Regions from separate parts of the Homo sapiens genome. Here region 1 is linked to region 2. The links are chromatin loops, found by intact Hi-C in ENCODE. Cell type or tissue: IMR-90. All regions are shown on one strand. Each heading gives the region's core, and the rest is flanking DNA. Links, peaks and the distances in the headings are about the cores only.

Region 1 (12,131 bases), core at 5,039-9,038, 250 kb before region 2:
AGCGCACCTCTGCCTCTCCTGGGATCCCCATCTTCAGGCCTGGTCAGGGGTCCTGCCCTGCTCTCTCCAGCAGGGTGGGGGATGGCAGCTAGGACTGTGCTTGAGGCTCATGGGGAGTTTGACCTTTCCAAGCGTTTTTTTTTTTTTTTTAATTTAAAAAGCCCTTGTGGCTGCCGGTCCTGCATTTTTCATCAGAGCTAGTAGTTTTTCATCTCTATCTGATTCTTGCAATTCCATCCAATATCTCATGAGCCATGGGGGACAGGATCCTAAAAATCACAGCAGGGTAAGGTGGAGGGTTGAAATCTATGTACAGAAAATGGTATGTCCACAGGTCTAGCAAAAGAAGGAGGGTGGAGCTCATGCCCAAGGACCAAAGAATGCCCAGGTCCTCCTCTCTGCTGTCCGTCTAGCCCAAGGAAGAGACAAAGGATGGAGGGAACTCCTGGCCTTCTCTGCTCAGGGCCTTACTTGTTCTTGTTGTGTCTTGCATGTACATCTCTTTCTCCAAGCCACATCTCCAGAACCTGCCAACCTGGTTGAGGCACTGTCTTCATTTTATTCTCTTCTTTATTTTTAAACTCACTTTTAAATTTCATACATAATGTACAAATATAGTCTCACTATAAAAATGTTAAATGCTAGAAAGTAAATATCCCACCTAAACTTCCCCCAACCCCCCACTCCATCCTCCATCTTAACACTTTTCTCTGAGAACAACCTCCTGCAAACATTTCCTGAAGACCCACTTCAGGGCCCTCTGCTGTGATGAGGTCCACCTCTCCAGAACACACTACCTGCCACCCCCTCTCCCAAGGACCAGATTCAGCTTATTTAACACCCAGTGTAGCTACAGGTTATCAGAAACATATTGACTAAATGCAACGCGTGAATCTTTCTTGGATCCATGATTCAAACAAACAAACAGGATCATTAATAGACACTGATGAGACATTTGGAAATGTGAGCCATGACTGGATATGGGATGATGATCAGGAATCATTGTTAATATTGTTGACATGTGACAATGGATTTGGGTCTTTATATTTACAAGTCCTCGTCTTTTAGATATATAATCTGAAACCTGTATGACTGAACTTATATGAGGCCTGGAATTTTCTTCAGAATGGTACTGAGCAGGGGGCAGAAGGTGGGGGTAAAATTGAAACAAGATTGGCCATGCGTGGATAATTGTTGAAGCTGACTGTGGGAATCTGGAGGTTTTCTTTTGCATGTGCTTAGAATTTTCCATAATAAATGTTTAAAAAAAAAAAAAAGCACAAGGCCCTGGCCGAGTTTCACTGATACAGTCCTGGGGAATGAATCTGTTCTTGTCACCTTCAGGACCTCTGGAGTTGGGGACAGCTGACAGACGGGGAGGGCTGCTGGCAGGTGTGGGCACTCACCCAGCTGAGAAGGGGCTCCAGGAGTGGGAGTGGTCCTGACCCCATTAATGAAACTGGACTACTCTCCGCAGAATGCCAAGCTCAGTCTTGGACTCAGATGGAAAACATGAACAGTATACTTTGCAATGACCCCAGCTTTGAGGTTCCCGTCATTTCATTTTAGGACTAGGTTCCCACACCCCGTCTTAATTTGAAACATTCAGGCACATCTCTTCCCCATTATGAAGCAGCGGAGACATGAAGGTCTTAGAAGCAGCCTTGCTCTGTGATTGCACGGTGGAGTTTCTGCCCCGGAACGTGGGCGTTCTGACACATGGGATGCTAGAAGCAGATGTGGCTGAGCAGAGCTTAGGACTGTACCCAGGAGTGAGAGATGATTGGGATATTTACTTTGAAAAGTAGCCTCTGTAGATGGGAAATGATTAATTCACTATGAGGAATTTTATATTCTGCAGGGTGATACCCTCAGGAAAGAAAGGGCCTCTCTGAGAAAGCCAGATTGAGAAAGTCTCCCTTGGTGTCCCAGCACATCAAAGCCCCTTCCTTCCCACAGTCACTTAATTGTCTGCCTTCACAGAGAAGGGAAGCAGCAAGAAAGCCAGGGATGGGGAGAGGGAGAGAGGGAGAAAAGCTATTTTACCTGCTTTGGAAAAGTTGTGGATCATCCAAGGACATTAGCAAGAAAGTGAAAAGACAACCTATAGAATGGGAAATATATATTTAGAAATCATGTATCTGATAAAGGTTTAACATCCAGAATATGTAAAGAATGCCCACAACTCAACAACAGAAAGACATACAACCCAATTTTAAAATGTTCAAAGACTTTGAACAGACATTTCTCCAAAGAAGATACACGAATGGCCAATAAGGACATGACAAATCAGCATCATTAGTGCCTAGGGAAATGCAGATGAAACCCCAAGGAGATGTCACTTCACACCCACTAAAATGACTATAACAAAAGTTAAATAAAAAGTGGAAAACAAGTATTGCTGAAGATATAGGGAAATTAGAGCCCTCATACTTGCTGGTGGAAATGTAAAATGGTGTAGCTGCTATGGAAAACAGTTGGATGGTCCCTCAAAAAACTAAAACAATGACCATATAACCCAGCAATTCTGCTCTTAGGAATATACCCAAACGAATTGAAAGCAGGGCCTTGAACAGTTACTTACCCATGTCCACACAGCACTATCCACAATGGCTGACAGGTGGAAACAACCCAACTGTCCATCAACAGATAAATGGAGAAATAAAATGTGGCACATAAGTACAATGGAATGTGATTCAACCATATAAAGGAAGGACATTCTGACACATGCTCCAACATGGTCGCACCTTGAGAACATTATGCTAGGTGAAATAAGCCAGACACAAAAGAACACATAGTGTATAGTTCCACCTCCATGAAACACCTAGAATAGGCAAATTCACAGAGACAGAAAGTGGATTCAGTTAGTGAGGGGAGGGGGATAGGGAAAGGGAGGAACGGGAAATCGTTGTTTAATAACCAGTAGGCAGGGTTTCTGCTTGAGATGATGCAAACATTTGGGAACTAGATATGGGGACAGTTGCACAGATTTGTGAATGTAATTAATGCTGCTGATTGTACACTTAAAAAATTGTTAAAGGGGCTGGGTGCGGTGGCTCACACCTGTAATCCCAGCACTTTGGGAGGCCAAGGCGAGTGGATGACCTGAGGTCAGGAGTTCGAGACCAGCCTGGCCAACATAGTGAAACCCTATCTCTACTAAAAAATACAAAAATCAGCTGGGCGTGGTGGCAGGTGCCTGTAATCCCAGCTACTCGGGATTGAGGCAGGAGAGTCGCTTGAACCCAGGAGGTGGAGGTTGCAACAAGCTGAGATTGCGCCATTGCACTCTAGCCTGGAAGACAGAGCAAGATTCTGTCTCAAAAAAAAAAAATTATTTTACCACCATTTTAAAAAATGAATAGCATCATATGCCAAAAACCACTGAATTATGCACTTTATATGGGTGAGTTGTAAAGTATATGAATTATATCTCAATAAAGGTGAAAAATAAAAACAATTCACATACACACACACACAACCCTCAAAAAAGTTGTGAGTCCTCACCCAAGTCCACGCTGATGTCCACCAAAGACGTAATTTTCAGAGCGGATGAATCCGCCCACACCCAGTGTTAAGTGAAGTGGCGTCACCTGCAACGGTGATGTTTCTGATCACCGTGAGAGGCACGAGCACCTCCCACCATCTGTGTCAGCTGTGATTGGCCTGTGCTGTCCTGCGGATGCCAGTGGAACTGGGTTTTAGCTGTAACATGTGCCTTCATGTCTTCACAGATCGTGTCTTCAGCGTGTGAGGGAAACGGCTCTTCCAGCATCTTCTCAGCCCCTCTGCAGTGGACACTGACCAGTGTTTATAGAACCCAGTTTGAGACCCTCTTGGTGAATCTGGACAACTGAGCCATTCACTCTTCCTTATAAAACATGAGCAACGTAGGGGGGAGAGCAGACACTGTCCAAGACTTTGGTCCCCTCACATAGTGCAAGCTGAGTGGGGAGAAGCCAGGAGCCCCCTGCAAAGGAGGCTGCCATCTCACCCTGGACCCCACAGGGCCTCCCTGGCCTCCCCAGCCTCTCCCCACAGCCTCCTCCTGCCCGTGCTCCAGCCTCACCACCTAGCACTCCTCCCTCAGCAGGCACAGTGCCCCGCAAATGCTCCAGACTGTCCAGGAATCCTTCAGCCTGAAAAACCCTCCATCCCTTATCCACTGACTTGACTTTATTTCTGGGTCTCAGTCCACTGCTACCTCACCTTCGAACCCTTTCCAGACCCTGGCAATCTGAGTTAGTTGATCTTCCTCTGTGCTCCCAACTTTGACATAGAACTTGTATTGTCCTTGTCTATCTCTGTTTGATCTCTGAAGTCCTTGAGGACAGGGGCTGTGTGTGCATCTCTGCATCCCCATTGCTTAGCACAGTGATTGACACACAATCAGCTCTCACATGTTTGTTGAATGAATGAATGAGTGAATGGCAGGACCACCACATTAGACAACCCAGGGGACAACACTCACATTGAGGGGGCAGGGGAAGTTGCAAATAAAAGTACTGCCTGGAGCTGTACAGCTGGGAGATCTTGAATGATTGCCTCTCTATATCCCCAAATGGAATCCCATCCTCTGAAGACGGTACACAGGGTGTTGTACCCCCAGCTTTCACACTAAGATGGCCACTCATCCAAGATCCTCCAAAATGATTCTTCACTGGCCAGTCCTGGTAATGTCTGTTCCTACAACCTACTTTGAAGATTCGATTTTGCACTCCAAGGGTCTCCAGAGAGGGTCCTCTCCTCATTCTGTGCTTGTGTGTTGGATGGGCCAAGGGAGGGAACTAACTTTTGATTCCATTTCCTCCGTTATCACGCCAGCTTCTTCAAACTGCCTCACTTGGGATTTCAGTCAAAACCACAAAAATAAACTATATTTTCTAATTTTTCATTTTCTGAATATTACATTTTTATGTGGATAGCAATACCAGTGATTGTGTCCCTATATTTCCCTGAACGGTCTAGAGGTCATTCTAATAACATATGAAGTGTATTTCAAAGAGTCCCCACATCAGAGCAGCTTAACAATAGTGGATTGTCAGCATGAATTCCTGCTATATAAGATTTCCAAATGCATCTCAGAGTCTCTGGCTAACACCAGTTTGTGCCCCTTCGTGCTAATATGGAAACTACAATCAACTGAACATTTTTTTTTTTTTTGTAAATGAGTATGTGTTGGAGATTTTTTTTTTACTGCATAATAAAAGCAACATAAAATGAATTTGCTCCAGTGCTTCTTCACACTTCAAAACTCCATGCCCCACCTGCTTGTGCTATTCTTTACTTGGCACCCTGCCCGGACTGTAACTAGGTTATCAGCCGGGTGATGGCAGGAGCCTCCAGCCTGTGCGCTTCAGTCGAGCCCGGGTGTCCCACGGAGGTCCGCGCGGCGCTGATGGAGACCGGGATCAGTTTGCACCCCAAGGGGACTTGGCCACTCTGGATATTGCTTTTATAGACTCCGGTTGTTTCTGACTCTATGTTTTTTATTACATTCCTTTGCAATTCTAGCAGCTGTTTTTGTCAAGAGTCTTAATAAAGTTTGAACTGCTAAACGAACTTTATGGAAATTGGTCACAGAAGAAGTCTATGCGGCACCTTTCAGAAAACCAGAGGTTACGTTGCCCCTGGGCTACCTCCGCAGTAACAGTAGTGACAAACAAACCTAACAGCGTGGGTGAAGGATGATGGTTTGGCAACCAATTTCTGACTCGATTTCTGAGAGACTACCATCCACACACACACTTAGTTTCTTTAGATCTATTTACCACAATTTATTAGAAACATTTGGCTGCATGGCTCAAATGGTGAAGTTGCTCTAAGGACCTTTAAAGAGAGTCAACTCATGTTTGGTGTTTTGTTTTGCTTTGGTTTTATTTCATGTTGCTTTTCAATTTTATAAACCTAAGACTCGGAATAATTGAACTTAGAAACTTTCTATGAAAGAAAAATAAAGTGTCTGAGATACTCTTAGTTTCTCTCTCATTGCTTAATTATACTAAAATGTTGGTCAATTTTGTTATGCATATTAATTTGGCCATGAGGTTAACTTGATTTGATGGCATCTCTAGGAGCCAGTGAAAAACTCAAACCCCATTTTAGACTTGCCTTGGGTATACTGGTTTACCATCCACTTCACATACCGATGTTATGGAAGAATAATTCATCAACAGACCAAAACTAACCATTCATCAGTTTGGGGTGTGACTTCATCCATTTCCATGAATAAAACAGACCCTAAAAGCAATAAAGCAAACTGTTTCATAGCCTTAGTCCGGCAGCTGGATGCCCTCCATCCTGGATAGTCCTGGATTATAATGGGTCCTTTATGAAACATCTCTTTGAAAAATTGGTGTTGCCACCAAACAGAGTTAGTTATTAGCAACACTGCAGCTAGTTGAACTAAAATATTTCTATATAGATGACCCAGTGACTCACCTCAGACTTATGAGGTGTAAAATGCAGAGGTCAGGTTAGATGGTCTTTAAAGATCCTCACACCTCTAACACTGGGGCTTTCTAGGACACAGTGAGAATTCTAGGATGAGAGAAGATAGCCAAAGCGGCGGAGTCGCACTAGGTGGAAGGCACTGGTAACAGAGTGCTTTCACTGCGGAATAAGCAGACACTTCCCCTGTTCCAGGTGGGCTGCGGCGAAAAGCAGGTGACGCCCGGGTGCAGCTGGGTCAAGCTCCAAAGCAAACCAACCTTCACAGAGCCAGTGGCTCCAGGGTCAGCACTCACATCCAGCTTCCTCTCCAGACTGCTGAGAAGTGCATCTGAGTTCAATTTGCTTTTGTCTGTCAGAATCTATTCCAACAAAAAGGAGAGGGAAAACGTAATCATGGTGAAGGACCCCACATCCTCTGCGATGACGTCACAGCGAAACACTCACTCGAGATGATTTACAGCTCCGTTCTCAGTTCCCAGCACCGAGAGTCAGTGGACACTTCTTTATATTGTTCTTGCTACTTTAAAAAATGGCCCGATTCCAATCACTTACTTATGTTCTGATACCCTAACGCCTGTGCTTCGAACGGCAACCGAATCTGCTGCTCATTACGATGACCTTCTTCACTTCCTCCTGTCCACATCACAAAAGCACACTTTCCTTTAGCGACCAGTGGAGGGTGCTGTTGTATTTGGTGTGTTTCCACCTTCCCTCCTCTCAGGACAGTTTTTGTTTTTTTTTTTCCCTAAGGGAAAAGGGCTCTTTCCCATAGTAATGTGAACATGATGTATGATAATGAAAACAATAACTACATCAACATATTTTCCCCAGAAGTTGTTTTTTTTTTTTTTTCAGAGCATGAATGTAGGGCTCTTAGCTATAATACACTAAGATAAATGAATGGACTTTAGAGAAGTGTGGAAGGTATTGAAAAATGCTTTCAAGATGGACATGGGCTTCGCAGACCTTGTAATTTAATGATTTTGACTACTGGATATTAGGAGTTTCATTACATGTCATCGTTCAATAGTTTAAAGATAATATAACAGCAATAAAACGTAGCAAACAGCAAGAATAACATCTGGCCACAATCAGCCCACTGTCATAAAATAGACTCCCTGACTGCCTTTCACAGGGCATGAACCTGGCAAGAATGAATGATAGAAAGACACACTTTCAGACCGAGTTGTGACAGCTGAATATTATTTCCAACCACTACACTCAAGATCTGTGCTAGGCATTGCTCCATTCCCTCCCTGAAGCCTGAACTCAAAACACTCAATTTTGTTCTTGCCTTTTCCTTTCCCACAGTAAACTTCTGCTTCTACGTGACAATATCTTTTTTATAGTTTCTTGCTAATTGGATTTTGCTCTGTACCACACAGGTAACCTAATAAATCGATTTAAGAAGCACAGCAAGCTTATAGCATGCTCCAAAAGAATCTAGAACAACAAGTAAGGAAACCTGGCTTTAGTTCAAGCACTTTCATGAATCCCTAGGAGGGCTGCCAGATAAAACACAAGACATATAGTTAAATTGGAATTTTAGATAAACAACAAATAACTTTTTAGTATAAGTATGTCCCAGATGATATTTGGGATATATCTATGCTTAAACCTGTCTGTTGTTTATCTGAAATTTAAATTTAATGGGGCTTCCAGTAATTTTATTCGCTGAATCTGTCAACCCTAACCATCAAGGACAGCCAAACTTGGAATGACTGCACTATGCTGTCTACAGAATTTCAAGTTTAAAATCTTATTTGTCTATCTTGCATGAAAATATTTTTTAAAGACTGAATTTACATTCATTTAAAAATGTGACTGCTTTATAGCTTTTGAAGAAGATAAAGGTTTCCTTTCTCTCTTAGCCTAAAGAGCTTTCTGCTGCCAAAAGCCAGATGGAGATAATTTGGCTGATTTATTATTCTGATTGATGGAAAACTCAGCTTAGGAAATGAGGTTTTTGTAAAGCAAGGCTGACAGATAACAACAGGATTCAGCCCAAGTTACACCAAACGAGTCAAAGACTTAGCTGCTTTTCTGCCAAACCCAGGTAGAAACCAAGGGGCTGGAACAACGGCCCGCCCAATGTCATCTCTGGTGTGGCATCTGTCACTCATTAACTTTGCTTCCATCTTGGTCACCTGAGCAGAATACCCAGCTCTAGCTGCTGCCTGGGTTTTTTTTCCCCGGGAACAACCAAGCAGGTATTTTGGAATGCTCAGCAAATAGTGGTGCCTACACAAGAAAGAGAGAATAAGCCAGGGTCCCCAGCAGCCAAGTAAGTTAGGCATGTAGGGATGCCCCACTGGCTTTCGGACAATCAGTGAAGCTGGAATCCATGACGCTTCCTCAGCTGCCGGTGTCACTGCTCCCTTAGGAGCTGAACTGAACCGTGCAGATGTGGAGAAAAGGGAACCTTTGCATACCGTTGGTGGGAACGTAAACTAATACAGGTATTCTGGAAACCAGTATGGAGGGTCCTTAAAAAACTAACAATAGAACTACCACACAATCCAGCAATCCCACTTTGGGGTATATGCTCAAAGGATTTGAAGTCAGTACGTTAAAGGAATGTCTTCACCCCCATGTTCATTGCAGCACTATTCGCAATAGCCAAGATATGGAGTCAACCTAAGTGTCCAGCAATGGATGAACAAATAAAGAAAATGTGGTGTATATATTCACAGTGGAACACCACTCAGACTTTAAAAAGAAGGAAATGCTTTCATTTTTGACAACATGGATTGACCTGGAGGACATTATGGTAAGTAAATTAAGCCAGGCACAGAGAGGCAGATACCATGTGATCTCACTTATATGTGGAATCCAAAACACGCAAACACATAGAATTAGAAAGTGGAATAGTGGTTACCAAGGGCAGGACAGTGGATGGACTGGGGAGATGCTGGTCAAAGGGTGCAAAATTTCAGTTAGGAGAAATACATTTTTGTGATCTACTGCAGAGCATGATGACTATAGTTAATAATAATGTATTATGTATTTCAAAATGGCCAAGAGTAAATTTAAAGCGTTCTCACCATAAAAAATAAGTATATGAGGTGATGGATCTGTTAACTGGCTTGATTTAATCATTCTACAGGGTATACCTATATCACAGCATCATGGTGTACCCCATAAGTATATAAAATTTAATTTGTCAATTAAAAATTAAAAATAAATTTTAAAACTTAATAAATGAAAAAAGTCACTGAAAAGTAAAAGAAAAATAACATTTTTTCTAGGTGCAAAACAGTTTTTTTGGAGATGAGGTCTCACTCTGACACCTAGGCTGGAGTACAGTGGTGCTCACTGCAGCTTCAAACTCCCAGGCTCAAGCAATCCTCTCCCCTTAGCCTCCCAAGTAGCTGAGACTAAAGGTGTGTGCCACCATACCTGACTAATTTTTAAAATTTTTTGTAGAGTTGGAGTTTCGCCATGTTGCCCAGGCTGGTTTGGAACTCTTGGGCTTAAGTGATCCACCCACCTTGGCCTCCCAAAGTGCTGGGATTACAGGTGTGAGCCACCATTCCCAGCCAGATGCAAAACAATTTTTAATTAAAAAAAATTGTAGATTTTTCTTAAAAAAAAAAAAGAAAGAGAAAGGAAGAAAGAAAGAAAGAAAGAAAGAAAGAAAGAAAGAAAGAAAGAAAGAAAACTCAATGTAACACCAGAGAGTAGCCCAAGGACTGAGCAGAGGAAAGCCTACTGCCACTGCCATTAGCACCAACACACGTGATACAATGAAGAGATCAAAACCCAGTGTATAATTATTATTGTTGAATCCCCCAAAATGTCACCAGTCAATTAACTGCTAATTAAGCAAAATTAAGTTTATTTGAGCTCATTGCAGGAAGAGACAACATCACCTTAACGGAATCTTAGCAGAGTCTCAGAAGAACAAAGCCAGCAGTGGAGCCTTCTGACTTTGGGCTCTGGGCTCGAGTTGTTTAAGGCAGGTATTCCAAGGTAAGGAATGATAGGGACTGGGCATTTGGGATTGGTGGATGCATCAAAATGACTGTCTCGAAGTGAGTGTGGGTAAGTTCACTGTTTTTTAAATAAGCAAGCTGTTTGCCTTGGTGAGCAGGCTATTTTCTCCAATAAATTGACTGAAGAAATTTCCTGAAGCAAACAGTGAAAATAATTTTTGATTTTCAACCTTATCTCCCCTGGGCAAAGTGTCCCATGAACAAACAAATCATGTTGACATGGGTGGTCTCAATTCTATCTTCACACAGCAACTTTTGGTTTCAGTTGAACCCTAATAGAGAGTTCCTACTTACATGATCACCCACTATATGCTGAGCACGTTCTACATGTTTTATGAAGAAACATGAAAGTAACTATTGGTGTCCCCATTTATTGACAAAGAAACAAGTCTAAAAGCTATTAAGTCATTTGCAAAACCCTTCTGGATCAATCATTTCCTGAAAGAAAAAGATGGCACAGAAGTAAGTTTTATCTGACATAAATAGAAACTGAGGCAGGTTTAAAGGTTTGGGCCAAAGTCTACAGCCCTCTGGAATGACTCTAGGATGACTTTGAAGGATGTGAACTTTGTTCGCCTCATCTCCTGTCTATAGATCATAAGTAATTGCGGTTTTTGCCATTAAAACTTTTGCCATTACTTTTAAATGGCAAAAACCTCAATTACTTTTCCACCAACCTAACAGCATATTTTCCTCCTCCTTCCTTTTTTTTTTTTTGAGACAGAGTCTTGCTCTGTCACCCAGGCTGGAGTGCAGTAGTGCAATCTCGGCTCACTGCAAGCTCCACCTCCCGGGTTCAAGCTATTCTCCTGCCTCAGCCTCCCGAGTAGCTGGGACTACAGGCGCCCGCCACCACGCCCAGCTAATTTTTTGTATTTTTAGTAGAGATGGGGTTTCACCGTGTTAATCAGGATTGTCTCGATCTCCAGACCTCGTGATCCGCCCACCTCGGCCTCCCAAAGTGCTGGGATTACAGGCATGAGCCACCGTGCCCAGCTCCTCCTCCTTCTTGATGCCCCTTTACATCAAGAAAATCACAGTTCCTGTCCAAGAGAAGTTCACAGTCTGATTTATTCACTTAACAACTAACTTAGCATCTACTCTCCCTACTCGCAAACTGAATAGTATGGGCACCTTAAGACCCCACACCTCAGGACGGGGTTTGCACTCAGAAGGTCACCTTTCCCCAGCGTGGACTTCATGTGAGGCATGAGAAACTATCACGTTACTTTCCTAAGGAATTAAATGGTCTGAGCACTGTAGCAACTTTTCTTTCTCAGTATAATCCATGAAAAACATGGCCTAAATCATGATAACACTAAGCCCCAAATTTTCAGAGTAGGACATGAAATTATATCTTAGTGACTTCCTTTGACCCAAAAGAAAAATGCAAAGCTGGCCTCACTTGGTTTATCTTCATGTTAATCGTGAAGGAGGAGTGTGTTTAAAACACCAGCAGACGAATGCCATTTTTCAACTTTTTCCACACAATGTTAGGTGCCTCTTGAGCTACGGTATTTGTTTAAATCATCGACTCCAATGACCCTACTCTCTCTATTTATTATGCTTTGGATGAAATAATATTGTAGGAGTTCCTATTTTTTAAATTCCATGCTACTATAAAATATACACTGGATCCATCACTATTTCACCAATCCGTTCATGACTTTGAAATCATAAATG
Region 2 (12,131 bases), core at 3,195-7,194:
CTAACATGCTGCCCTCACTGCCTAGATGGTTGTTACATCTCGGATGTCCATGTGGTGCTCTCTCTTCATCCCTCACCTCTCTGCTAACATGCTGCCCTCACTGCCTAGATGGTTTCATCTCGGATGCTCATGTGGTGCTCTCTCTTCATCTTTCACCCCTCTGCTAACATGCTGCCCTCACTGCCTAGATGGTTTCATCTCGGATGCCCATGTGGTGCTCTGTCTTCATCCTTCACGTCTCTGCTAACATGCTGCCCTCACTGCCTAGATTGGTTCATCTCGGATGCCCATGTGGTGCTCTGTCTTCATCCTTCATCTCTCTGCTAACATGCTGCCCTCACTGCCTAGATGGTTACATTTCGGATGCCCATTTGGTGCTCTCTCTTCATCCTTCACCTCTCTGCTAACATGCTGCCCTCACTGCCTAGATGGTTACATCTCGGATGCCCATTTGGTGCTCTGTCTTCATCCTTCACCTCTCTGCTAACATGCTGCCCTCACTGCCTAGATGGTTACATCTCGGATGTCCATGTGGTGCTCTCTCTTCATCCTTCACCTCTCTGCTAACATGCTGCCCTCACTGCCTAGATGGTTTCATCTCGGATGTGCATGTGGTGTTCTGTCTTCATCCTTCGCCTCTCTGCTAACATGCTGCCCTCACTGCCTAGATGGTTACATCTCGGATGTCCATGTGGTGCTCTCTCTTCATCCTTCACCTCTCTGCTAACATGATGCCCTCACTGCCTAGTTGGTTACATCTCGGATGTCCATGTGGTGCTCTCTCTTCATCCTTCACCTCTCTGCTAACATGCTGCCCTCACTGCCTGGATGGTTACATCTCGGATGTCCATGTGGTGTTCTGTCTTCATCCTTCACCTCTCTGCTAACATGCTGCCCTCACTGCCTAGATTGTTTCATCTCGGATGTGCATGTGGTGTTCTGTCTTCATCCTTCGCCTCTCTGCTAACATGTCATCTTCTACTGAGGCTCCCATCCCTTCCACTCTCTTACACTGCTGTGTTTTTTCCTATAGCACTTTTCATCACCTGGCACATGTATTTGTTTCTCGTCTGTGTCCCTTGTCTACAGAATAAACTTCCTCAGTGTAGAGTGTTCTGTTTACTGCTGGAGTCTCTGCTGCCTAGAATAATATCTGACACAGTGGATGTGCAATAAATATTTGTTTAATAAATGAATGAATATATTCTAGAGCTATTTGTACAAGGCAGAGATTTCCAGATCACAGTGTTCATATGTATAACATACAATCCTGTAATGTTTCTAATTTGCTATGGTATGGAATAGCATTTACCATATATAGCTTAGGTTTGTAGGCTTTATCTTTTAGAAATCCTTAATTCTTAGACTTCTCACTCATTTATTTATTTTTGATAAATATTCCTGTATCTGCTCTGTACCTGGTACTATTTCTAGGTACTGCTGAAAAGTGGTTAACAAGCAGACAAGTGTTCTGCTTTTAAGTTGATACTTGAATGAAGAAGACTGAAATAAAGGAAGATACTAATAATTTCAACAAATGATAAAAAGCCATGAAAATCATCTTAGGAATAGAGATTGAAATGAGCTTGGGGCATTGCATTAAGTTGTTGGTAAGAAGGCCTTCAGAGGAGCTGAAAATGGAGAGGAGGAAGGGTTTCAGGCAGTGGAAAAGATGGCGCCAAGGTCCTGAGTAGGCTGTATTCTAGAACACAGAGAAAGTGGCAGTACATTTAGGGGAGGGAGCAGTGAGTGGGGAGAGCAGCGAGGACAGAGAGTGGAGGCATTTGAAGGCAGAAAGTAAATGGATTGTGTAGGCCATTGTATCAGGTTTATATTTTATTCCATTAGAAATGGGAAGCCAATGGAATGACATTTGATTTGTATTTTATAAAGATTTCTGGCTGCCTGTGAGTTGTTGTGTCAGAGAATTAATTTATTTTGGGTTCCTGTTAAGGTCCAACAGAGATATTTGAGTATAATACTTTGTTGCCATCCATAAAACTAAATATTTTCATTAAATGGAGTTTAGGAAAATCTTGATTAATGAGTAAACACCACCATGTATTGTGGACATGAAGTTAAAAACAAAAGGTAAATTAGTCTAAATATTTATACCATTATGTCCAATAAGAAATGAATAATGTTGAATATGAAGTTTTTAATATGAATTAGGGAATTACATTTTGAAATATTTTAGGATAGGAAAATGGGTAGATGATTAGAGATTCAGCTTTATGTATAAAGATAGTTGTATGTTCTCTTTAGGTTAGCAATGGCAAACACTTGATATAAGGACATCATAAGCAAAGCTGTAAGCCATTACCAAGCCTGAATTATTGACTTTATGAATGGTCTGTTTTCTACCTGTTCTCATTCTAACCAATTGTGGTCTTAGAGCTAGGCTAGAGACACCTCTGTAGATAGACTAGTATAATTCTTCTGGTTTAGGATCCACAATTGCTACCCTTTCTATTCCAGACACCATGCATTTCAAAATGCTTAGTTTTTCTTGAACTTGTTGAGAAGTCTGATGTGGTATAGAAGTTTCAGCAGTTCTAATATTTTCCAGTTTCGCACAGGCAAACATAATTTTCTGATTTTGTAAAATACCTCGTAGCAGTAAAATGAAATTTTTCTTATTCATTTCTTCTCTGCAGCATTACTTTTCTTTATTGCTTAATTCTCTTGTTTTTTTTTTTTTGTTTATTTGTTTCTTATCCAGTGATCTCTGGAACATGATTAAAAACTCATATAAACTTGGACCTTTTGGTCATTGAAGAGTCTTAGCATACTTTGACATTTTAGAAAAGAAAAACAGAATTGAAGGGGACACAAGGTACATTGGTTTATGGGATGTTCCTCAAACCCTTTCTCAAATATTTTGGATGTATTTCATTTCCTAACAAATATTTTTTTCCTATTTTGAGGCAGGAAGTGAGGATATGCCTGTTGACAGGCAGCCCCTTCTTCAGGAATTACATGTATCTGTATAATGTGTACAGGCATATGCATCTGTGTATACATAGCCAGATTTGTCATCATGGCCAGGAAATTACCCTTTAGCTCCTGCTGCAAGTTCTGCATTCTTCGTTACTTTTCTCATTGGCTGGTCCTGGTCTCAGGCTCCCTTCCAGTGGCTGCTTATTTTAGTAAATTTCACACACTTTCCCATCATTCGTTCACAGTAAGCCTGTGGCACGATGTGCATCATTTCCATTTTATAGATGGGGATAGGAATGATCAGAGAAGTTACTTTGTACAGTGTCTCCCCGATGGTAAATGATAGAGATGGGATTTGGGGAGACCTGGCTTTCTGACTCTAATGCACGCATCCTCCACTGGTACCTGTGTTGTTTCTCAATAACAGCTTGAGGAAATGAATGACAGAAAGTAAAATCTGCCTTTTAGCCCTGCAGAATGGGCTCCTCTGTGAGAACGTGGCTTCCATGAGAGGGGTGTCTTCCTTTGCCATCCCTACTTGTGCCATTGTTTCTCTCACAAGGCGGCTGTGTCCTGTTAGCACCCAGAATTAGGAAGTGTGGAAAATTAAAGCCATATTATCCTGTTAAAGTGTTTCAGGGAAATGGGATACTTTGATTTGCATGGAGGAAAATGCCAAGCCCATGTGTCACTTTTTGATTTGTTCACAGCAAAGCCAGAGCTTCTCTAGTGCAGTGCTCCCTTGTGAAGGCAAATGGTGCAGGGCCAGGCAGGCCCTTTTACGGGAAATGTCATCATTTTTATAGACCTGGCCCTTGACGTGGTCAGGTTTAGCAACTTACTTGGGACCACACAGGCAGTGGAGCTGGAGAAACAGCTGGCAACAAAGCCTCCTCCTTCCAGCCAAATGGTCTTTCCCTGAAACTATCTACCTTCCTCAGGAAACTAGTCTTTTAATAGCATCTACCCTCCACCAAGAACCTGGGCGGGAGGAGGAATAGAGGCATCCTTTGAGAGCCTCCTTCCCACTCAGTGTTTCCACTTGGAGAGCTGGGCGGCCTTGAGTCGCTTGGATGAGTCAGGGACATGAAGCGCTTTGCCTTATGGTGCGGGAGAGCCTCTGGCATCACCTCCTACTAAAGCCAGTAATGGGAACAGTTATCATAATGGATGTGTCAGTTTGCTAATGACATTATTTAATACTGACTTTATTCGTTCTTCACATAAGACATTATTGAAACTTAAATTGAGGAAGTTGCTTCTCCTAGGAAGGGTGTGGGACTGCTGCTGGACACAGAGGTTTAACTTGCAACCCTTTTACTAGTTAAAAGGCTTAAATTTTCACTGGCTTTTTGACAAGTATCCGTTTAGAATCAAGTCATCACCACCATTATCATTAGAATTGTCATGGCTCCTGTCTAATGCACTCCAGCTGTTAGGCTAGTAAGCTTGAAGATAAAGGTATGCTTTGGACACATTCTGCTTTGATAAAAATCTTGATCACCCCAAGAGTCCCTAATTTGAAGTCAGAGTCACAAAGATTGGTGTTCTGCAGCTTTCCTCTTGGTAACAGAGTGTACTTTTGTTTAACTTTTTTTCCTGTGTTTTTTAACCAACATCTCTGAGCACCTATTACTACCTTGCTTGACAGTTAAGACAGCAACCTTTAAAAGTTAATGTGGTCTGTCCTGAACTGTCCAGAACTAGGCAAGAGGTAAAGAAACCACAAGCAAACCTGAGGCATGATCTGCAGTTTATTTGAATTTGTTTTGGATTCTATGTTTACTGTAGGCATCAAACACTGTAGAAAAAAACATAAGAAAACAGTTCTAGAGACCTGCTATGGTAGATTTCAGGAGTGCCTTCTGTACTTAGCAACAGTGAACTTTTTAAGTGCTTCCAAGTAGACTTGTGCCTTGTGACCCACACTATTACTACATTTTGGTAAAAGTAAACTCTTTCTGGTCTTGGCACCAAAAGTAAAACTTGTAGAGTCTAATTAAGGTTGTGTGCATAGCACTAGGTGTTTATCAGTGCAGTGAGGGAAATAAACCACCAGGTGGCTCAAGTATATAGCATCTGCGTGTTTTAGTCCTTGATAATTATAGTTTTGCAGTTGCTTTGTACTTCAGGGAGACCATTTAATATAAACCATTGTAATAATTTATCTAGTTTTTTACACAATCTTAGAATGCTAAAGTAGAAGATTGACTGTTTTGAACTGTTACTAATGTTTGTAAGTTTTTGGGCACAAACTTATGTTTTGCTTAATAAAATAAAAACTTAGACATTATTTGTGTTTTGGCTGAAATCAGTCCCCAATTGTCATCTTGGGATGTTATGATTATTTACTTATATATGTATATATTTATTTTGGCATATACTCTCCACAGTTGCAAATGAAATTAATAGATAGATGTTTAACTTCACTGTTGAAATTTAAACTGTCAGCATGATTTATTATTTATATATTTATTTTTATTAACTTTTTTTTTTTTTTTGGTAGAGACAAGGTCTTTCTTATGTTGCCCAGGGTGGTTTCAAACTCCTGGTATCAAGCCAGCCTTCTGGTTTGGCCTCCCAAAGAGCTGGGGTTATAGGCATGAGCTGCCATACCCAACCTTGTTGCCATGGTTTACATTGTCTTATTTTATACCTTCATTCTTTAGAAAAAAAGAAGGACACATAATACCTAAGAAATCAACATGTAATTTTTATGGACTTAATTATTTCCAAAGAAGGCTTTTAAAAACTTACTTTATCCCCTGAAAAGGAAGTTGCTTTGTAGCTTTCCACTTACATTAGGATAAAAAGAATAAAATGTCAAAGTATTTGCTTTACTTTAGAATATATATGCAGCAAAGTTCAAGAAAATTATCACAGTTCTCAGCAGACCAAGGCATAGCATCTCAGTTTTGGTTCTCATACTTTTTATATTTGAATCACAGAGTTCTTGGAATAGATTTTTTTTTTTTTGGCCTGATAGCCTTAAGGAATAATGGAAAATAAAACACTTCTTCAAAAATGTAACGTCTAATTTCCTATTTGTCTAGGTCTTTTTGCTTCAGAATTTTTGAACAGAATCATTAAGTACTATCGCTTCTACAGAAGAAGAAAAAGGAAAAGACAGTGAAATTCAAATCCGTTTTTTCTTTATACTAAGTCTGGTTAAAGCTTTTACTGGAGAAAAGATGCAAGCTTTTAAGCATGTGTTTTAAAATTACTATGATTTTACCCTTGCTAACTTCATGTGTGTATAATTACCTCAGAAAGGAAACAAAGATTTTTATTGATATTATTTAAAATAATGTTTTCTTTTTCTTTTTAGCAAAGTACAGGCTGATAATTCCAAAGGCTGTTTAAGGGGTAATTGTGGCTGACAGAGCAGCATTCACGGAACATCACTACTGTGCTTGGCTGGAACAGTGTCACTGTGTCTGAAAGTCTTGATAATGTTCAGTTGACTGTACTAATTGTCCTGTTTTATGCATGGCTAGCCAAGTGGTAACCAAGAGTTTTAAACAATGGATCTTTATTAAGGTATTAATTTTTGTCAAGGAAACTGACGTGATTTGAAAGAATGTTTACTGTGTGTGACACGTGTGGAAGAAATTGTTTGTGTTTTCCCCTCTTCCATGTTTAGGAAATAAAATAACCAAAAAGTGTGTGCGTGTAGCACTTTTTAACCTTAATTGTCTTTTATTTATATTGGTATCTTGATATAAAAATTGAAATTTGTTATAATGATAAAGAAATTAGAGATGTGAAACATGATTGATAAAGTAAGGAAGTAAAATTGGTAAAAATGCTTAAAGATATAATTTAGTGTTATAATACTTTTAGCTGAAATGTTTATTTATTGGGTTTAAACAACTATATATGTATGTGTGTATGTTTAAAATATATTCCATGAGGAATCGACCTTTAAGAATCATGAAGCATATTTTCCCCAACTTTCTTCACTCTTCTTTACAAGTCTTAATTTTTTGTATTGTGAATATTATAATGCCATTTCTCTCTGCTTTAATGTTCTTTTAAAGAACATTCAAAGATTACAGTGATTTAAAAAATTAACCTTGAACTCAAGAAGAACTCAATGGAGAATACAGAAGCACCTTAATCAATAGATGCCTTTTCCTCCCCTCACACACACACACAGTCCAAACTGCTGACAGAGCTGAGATTAAGCCAGGATTTCCTGAGGCATGGGAACTACCTAACTTGACTTACATCATGCTGAATTGAGAAAGACACATCATATTTATAATGCTTCTTTTTTTTTAAAAAAAAATAGCATTTTTGGCTGGACGCGGTGGCTCACGCCTGTAATCCAGCACTTTGGGAGGCCGAGCGGGTGGATCATGAGGTCAGGAGATGGAGACCATCCTGGCTAACATGGTGAAACCCCATCTCTACTAAAAATACAAAAAATTAGCTGGGCGTGGTGGTGGATGCCTGTAGTTCCACCTACTTGGGAGGCTGAGGCAGGAGAATGGCGTGAACCTGGGAGGTAGAGCTTGCAGTGAGCCGAGATCGCGCCACTGCACTCCAGCCTGGCAACAGAGCGAGACTCCATCTCAAAAAAAAAAAAAAAAAAAAAATAGCATTTTCACTAAGCTTCCACTATTCCAGGAATCCATCTGGCTATTTCATGTGTATTTGCCACCTTTACAATCCTAAAATGAAATTTGTGAATAACATATCCTAATTACACATGTTATTTAAAAAAATCCATATACCCTTTTTATGACAGTGAAAAAGGAAATGAAAAGCAAGTTGTTTGCCAGGAGAACTTGCATCTCAGTATTCAGATGTGGAGACCCTGCTGCCTAGGGTGTGGAGGAACTGCTCAGAGGCCACACTTTGGGAGCATCCCTGCTGTGGCAGCTGCAGATGCAGACTGTGGCACGTGGATGGCAGTGGAGACTCAGCAAGCACTGGTGGTGTGCTGTTGGTGTCATTGTTTCTTGAAATGGTCAAATTTGGTTAAATTTGGAATAAAATGGTAGTCTTCCTGTTTAACACATACTTTGTAACACATACGTTGTGCCTATGTAATAACTTGAGTGAGGTTTTACGCTCAGACAATTATAAACAGGTTTTTTACCCACGTGAATATTCAGCAGGACTTGAGGAAGTTGTGAGGAATGCAGAAGTCTTTGGCCGTGCAGACTGTCCTGGGTGTCTTAGGACCTCTAGTGTTCCTGGTTTCCACCCACTCAGTGCCAGTAGCATCCCCCAGTGATTGTGACAACTGAAACGTTCACAAATTCCCAAAACCCTCCTTAGGGATCCTGGGATGAGGGCTATCAGAGCCAATGGTTAAGCCCTAGCACATTTCTCTGCCACTTTCTGGAAATAGTGTTACAGGATCTTTGGGGTGTCATTTTTCTGGTTGGAAAGCTGTGGCCAGTGGTGTCTTTGTCCAACTTTTGTTTGGGCCTGCTGGGCTTGTTCCTCCCACTTGGCCTGGCAGGCTGCACTTAGCTCATGGTACCGGCCTGGATCCCACACCTCCAAGGGAGACTGAGTCAGGCGTGGACTGGCAAGACGTGTGTGAGTGAGTGCGGGGTTGGGCTACTGCACAGTCAGACATGCTGGCTGCTGCTGTGGGGCTGTCAGCTCTAGGTGCCAGCATGGGCACTGGCTCTCTGTGAGGCTGCGGCTGGACCAGGTGCACTGCAGACAGCTTCCCCAGCTGGCACCAAGGAATGCAATGGCTCCCAGAAGCTTGGAGATGCCAGGAACCATGGGGCCCCAAAGAAGGAGTCACAGCCCTGGCTTGGGGAGCTCCCAGGTCAGGGCTCCTTGAAGGACCACAGCTGTTCTCCCCTCTTCACCTGCAATTTGATGAGTGAGGAGCATGTTTCAGCCCTGTGTGTGTTACAGCTCTTTTAGCCTTGCCATTTAGTGGGTCCTGAGTTCTTGTCTTGTGACCAGGAAGACTGAGGTACGCAGACAAGTGGAGGGTGAGCAAGGCAAAGAGGAGCTTTATTGAGTAATAGAACAGCTCAGAGAAGACCCACAGTGGGCAGCTCCTCTCCATAGCCAGGGTGTCCCGATGAGTGTTCAGCTCCTAGCAGAGAGGGTAGCTCCTCTCTGCAGCTGGTCATCCCAACAAGTGTTCAGCTGTCAGCAGAGAGGGTAGCTCCTGTAGTCTGCAGCTGTCGGCACAGAGGAGGCCCTAGAGTGGGTGGCTTCTCTCTGTAGGCAGCTTGTCCCATTGTCTCTGCAGCTCTTAGCAGAGAGAGTAGCTCCTCTCTGCATCTGGTCATCTCATCTTCTCCCCATCCCCTGCCCTGCTCTAGCTGAGCCCGGGGCTTTTATGGGCCTCAGAGTGGAGGAAGTGTGTGCCAGTTGGTCCATGGGTGGTCATGGGCAGGCCCAGAAAAGTCACCATAAGCCTGCAGTGTGGTCTGTGGGACTGGTGGCCTGGCTCCCAGCCTTCATGCCCTCCCTGGCCTGAAGGTGGGGTCTCACCAGGGACCTACCCCCTTCCACCCCGGAGCCTGTCTGCTTCCTGCCATGGTCTGTGGTACCCAGGCTGCTCATCCATGGGGTACCTGCAGGCCAGCATCAAGCTGCTCTCAGTGTCCCCCTAGGTTCCACATCCCATGCTTGTCAGCACACAGAGTCTGGAGGGAGCTGAGGTGGCAGGACCCTCACATACCTGGCTGGGCTGTGACAGCTCCCCGGCTTGGCCCCAACCCCATTCGGAGATCATAGCAGGTGCCTGGAGCGGGGAGAGGCCAGACAGTGGAGGTAGGCACCTCCGAGCCTGCAAGGGCAAGGCGGGGGCCTTCCAGGGCCCCCAAGAGTGCAGAGAGGCCCGGGTCCACAGCCCCACCTGGGCGGCTGCAGATGTGTCTGGGAGGGCAGGGCTGGTGCCTGCTCCTGGCTCCCGGTTCCATGAAGCGGGAAGTCCCAGCTGTGCCCCCTTGCAGCCTGGGGGCTCTAGGTCCTTGCTGGGCCTGGGCTGGTGTCCAGGGACATCACTGTGAGCTCCCCCGTGGCCCCCGCACTCAGGGGCAGCCTAGAGCTCCCCCTCATCCCGCTTGCGGCCCTTCCCCAGGGGGTGCCTCCAGGAGCGGATAGCGGGTCGGGAGTGTCAGGCCCGGTGGTCACCCCATGCGGGGCGGACCCCTGGGGACATGGCTGTGGGTGGCCCTGTGCAGAGTCCTCTCTGGGGGCGCAAGAACACGGCACCCTTGGTGCAGTGGGCGTGGTGACCGCACCACTGGCTGGGTCCCTGTAGTGGGCACTGCTCCCATTTCCCCCTCCCGCCCTGGGTCCCCCAGTGCTGCCTCCTCCTGGTGCCCTCCCCGCAGCAGTTGTGGGTGAGAGTGGTGGTGTGGGGCTAGGGTCCGGAGCCACTGATGTTCCAGGCCTGGGAGCGGGTCCTGCCTGGCCACATGAGGGTGGGGGCAGCACAGTTTGCTGCCTTGGGGACACGGGGCACAGGGGACCCACCTTTGCCATTGCTGCTCCTGCAGCCGCTCCTGCTGCCGCCTCCCGCCACCACCCACGCCTCCCCTGCCGTGGACAGCCCCCTGCTGCCATCAATAGGACTGTTAAGAACCTTCTTTGTGATAGGCAGTGATAGGTGCTGCCAAGTGGAGGATGGTGCCACTGGTTTCCTTCCCCAAGAGAGTGCAGTCTTTTTTGCAAAAAAACATGTGCTGTGTCAGGGAGGGTGAGGTAACTTGGCCGCTGGTGGAATCCAGAAAAAAGTATTCTCTCCCAAATTGTGGCAGCCTCTTGGGGTCCTGTCCGAGAGGACACTGACCTCAGGAAACACTGGGTGGGAATTCTAGTTCTTCCCCCATGAGAAGTGAGACCTTGAGCAAAAACATGACTTGTCTGAGCCTTGGTGTTTTTATCTGTAGAAGTGAGGATCATGAGATTACTTACAGAGCAGAATAACTGTGAGAATTAAATGAGAAATTTTATGTGAATTTCACAGTATATTATAGTGAGTGCATAAAAGGTTTCCTTTTACTATTTTTTTAAACAAAAGTGAGAAAACAAGCAATCAAAATGGGGTTAGGGTTAGTCATACTAAACTATATTTGCTTTTATTAGAAACGTTTAAAAAATAAAATTCCCATAGTTTGCAATGTCAGGTTCCCATTCCACATTTGCTCTTTTTTCCCTGATGTGGTTATTTTCAGAAATAAAATATAAAATAAAAGCATTTTGTACTTTATTAAAAGTTGAAGGTTGAATGTTTTCCGTTGGCTGAGCTGCCTTCCTGAGCTTAATGATCTCACCTTGATGGGGTGGAAAAGGAGATGGGAGTAGTGAAAGGACTTGGAGCCAGGAGTCTATAAAAGGTTCACATTTGATACCACGAGTTACCCCATAATCTCACTGCGCTCCATTATTAAAACAGAAACGCTCTTACTACACATTGTTACCAACCCAGTAGTCCTGGAGTCATGAGTTATCTTGGTCACTTTAAGTTTGAGCAGAATTGATCTCTGTGTTGTAGTAGTTGTTACTTTGCCGACCTAGACCATCAGTTATGTAGTAGCATATCAAAGCCATTCCCCAGAACGGGTAGAATACAGACTGAGAAGTAATTATTTTCAAATGTGAGAGTGTGCTTCCAATCCTCCAGAGCAGTGTACTAGTTTCACATTCTGCAAATGTCCCTTCCCCCAGAAAAATGCTCTGGATGTATATTCAGAACTATGAAGGCAGGAGATTATGAAGTGCAGAGTGAGCAGAGCACAGAGGGCAGTGGCTCCCACCCTGGGCTTCTAAATCATAGGATTCCTGGGCCCCATCCCAGATTTACTTAGGATTTCTTAGGGTGGGACTTTTGGGGGAGGACAGGTTCCCCAGCTGATTCTGATGGTCATATGGATTTGGGAATCACCATTATGGACTGAAAAATTAACCCTCCGCATATAAGATTCTCCTGCATCTCCAGTTGTCCATTTGATATCTCTAAATCTCTCCCTAAATCTGAAAGTCACCACAGGTAAAACAACCCATCTGCACCCCTGACGGTCTCCTTCCTCTCAACCTACTCCTACCTCTGTTGTTTGCTTGGCTAACCTCCCTGTAACCCAGACTCAAAACACCAGTTGCCTTTGAACAGTTTTCTGCTCCCTTTTTTCCCTCAGACCAGTCACCGTGTGTTCTGTCTCTTTCATTTTTCTTATCTATCCTTGTCCCTTTCCTGT

What was found. Peaks named below come from ENCODE experiments on the same cell type or tissue, not always from the same donor. Only the 100,000 strongest peaks of a DNase experiment are listed, where the experiment ranks them.
Region 1: a loop joins it to region 2, with 6 times the contacts of the local background. A loop is called at or near these places in 18 of 110 quality-filtered maps.

The regions. Positions count from the first base shown.
Region 1 is chr6:2,443,937-2,456,067 of GRCh38, reverse strand. No RefSeq gene overlaps it. Among named protein-coding and RNA genes, the nearest start is that of LINC02521, 180 kb to the left of the region's middle. In IMR-90, for the core only: a CTCF peak has its summit at 7,120 (motif pointing right); a DNase peak (open chromatin) is centred at 7,137; H3K4me3 peaks cover 347 bases.
Region 2 is chr6:2,189,131-2,201,261 of GRCh38, reverse strand. All of the region lies in intron 1 of GMDS (GDP-mannose 4,6-dehydratase), which reads left to right. Among named protein-coding and RNA genes, the nearest start is that of GMDS, 50 kb to the left of the region's middle. RefSeq lists a silencer at 11,953-12,131. In IMR-90, for the core only: a CTCF peak has its summit at 4,994 (motif pointing right); DNase peaks (open chromatin) are centred at 4,011 and 5,001.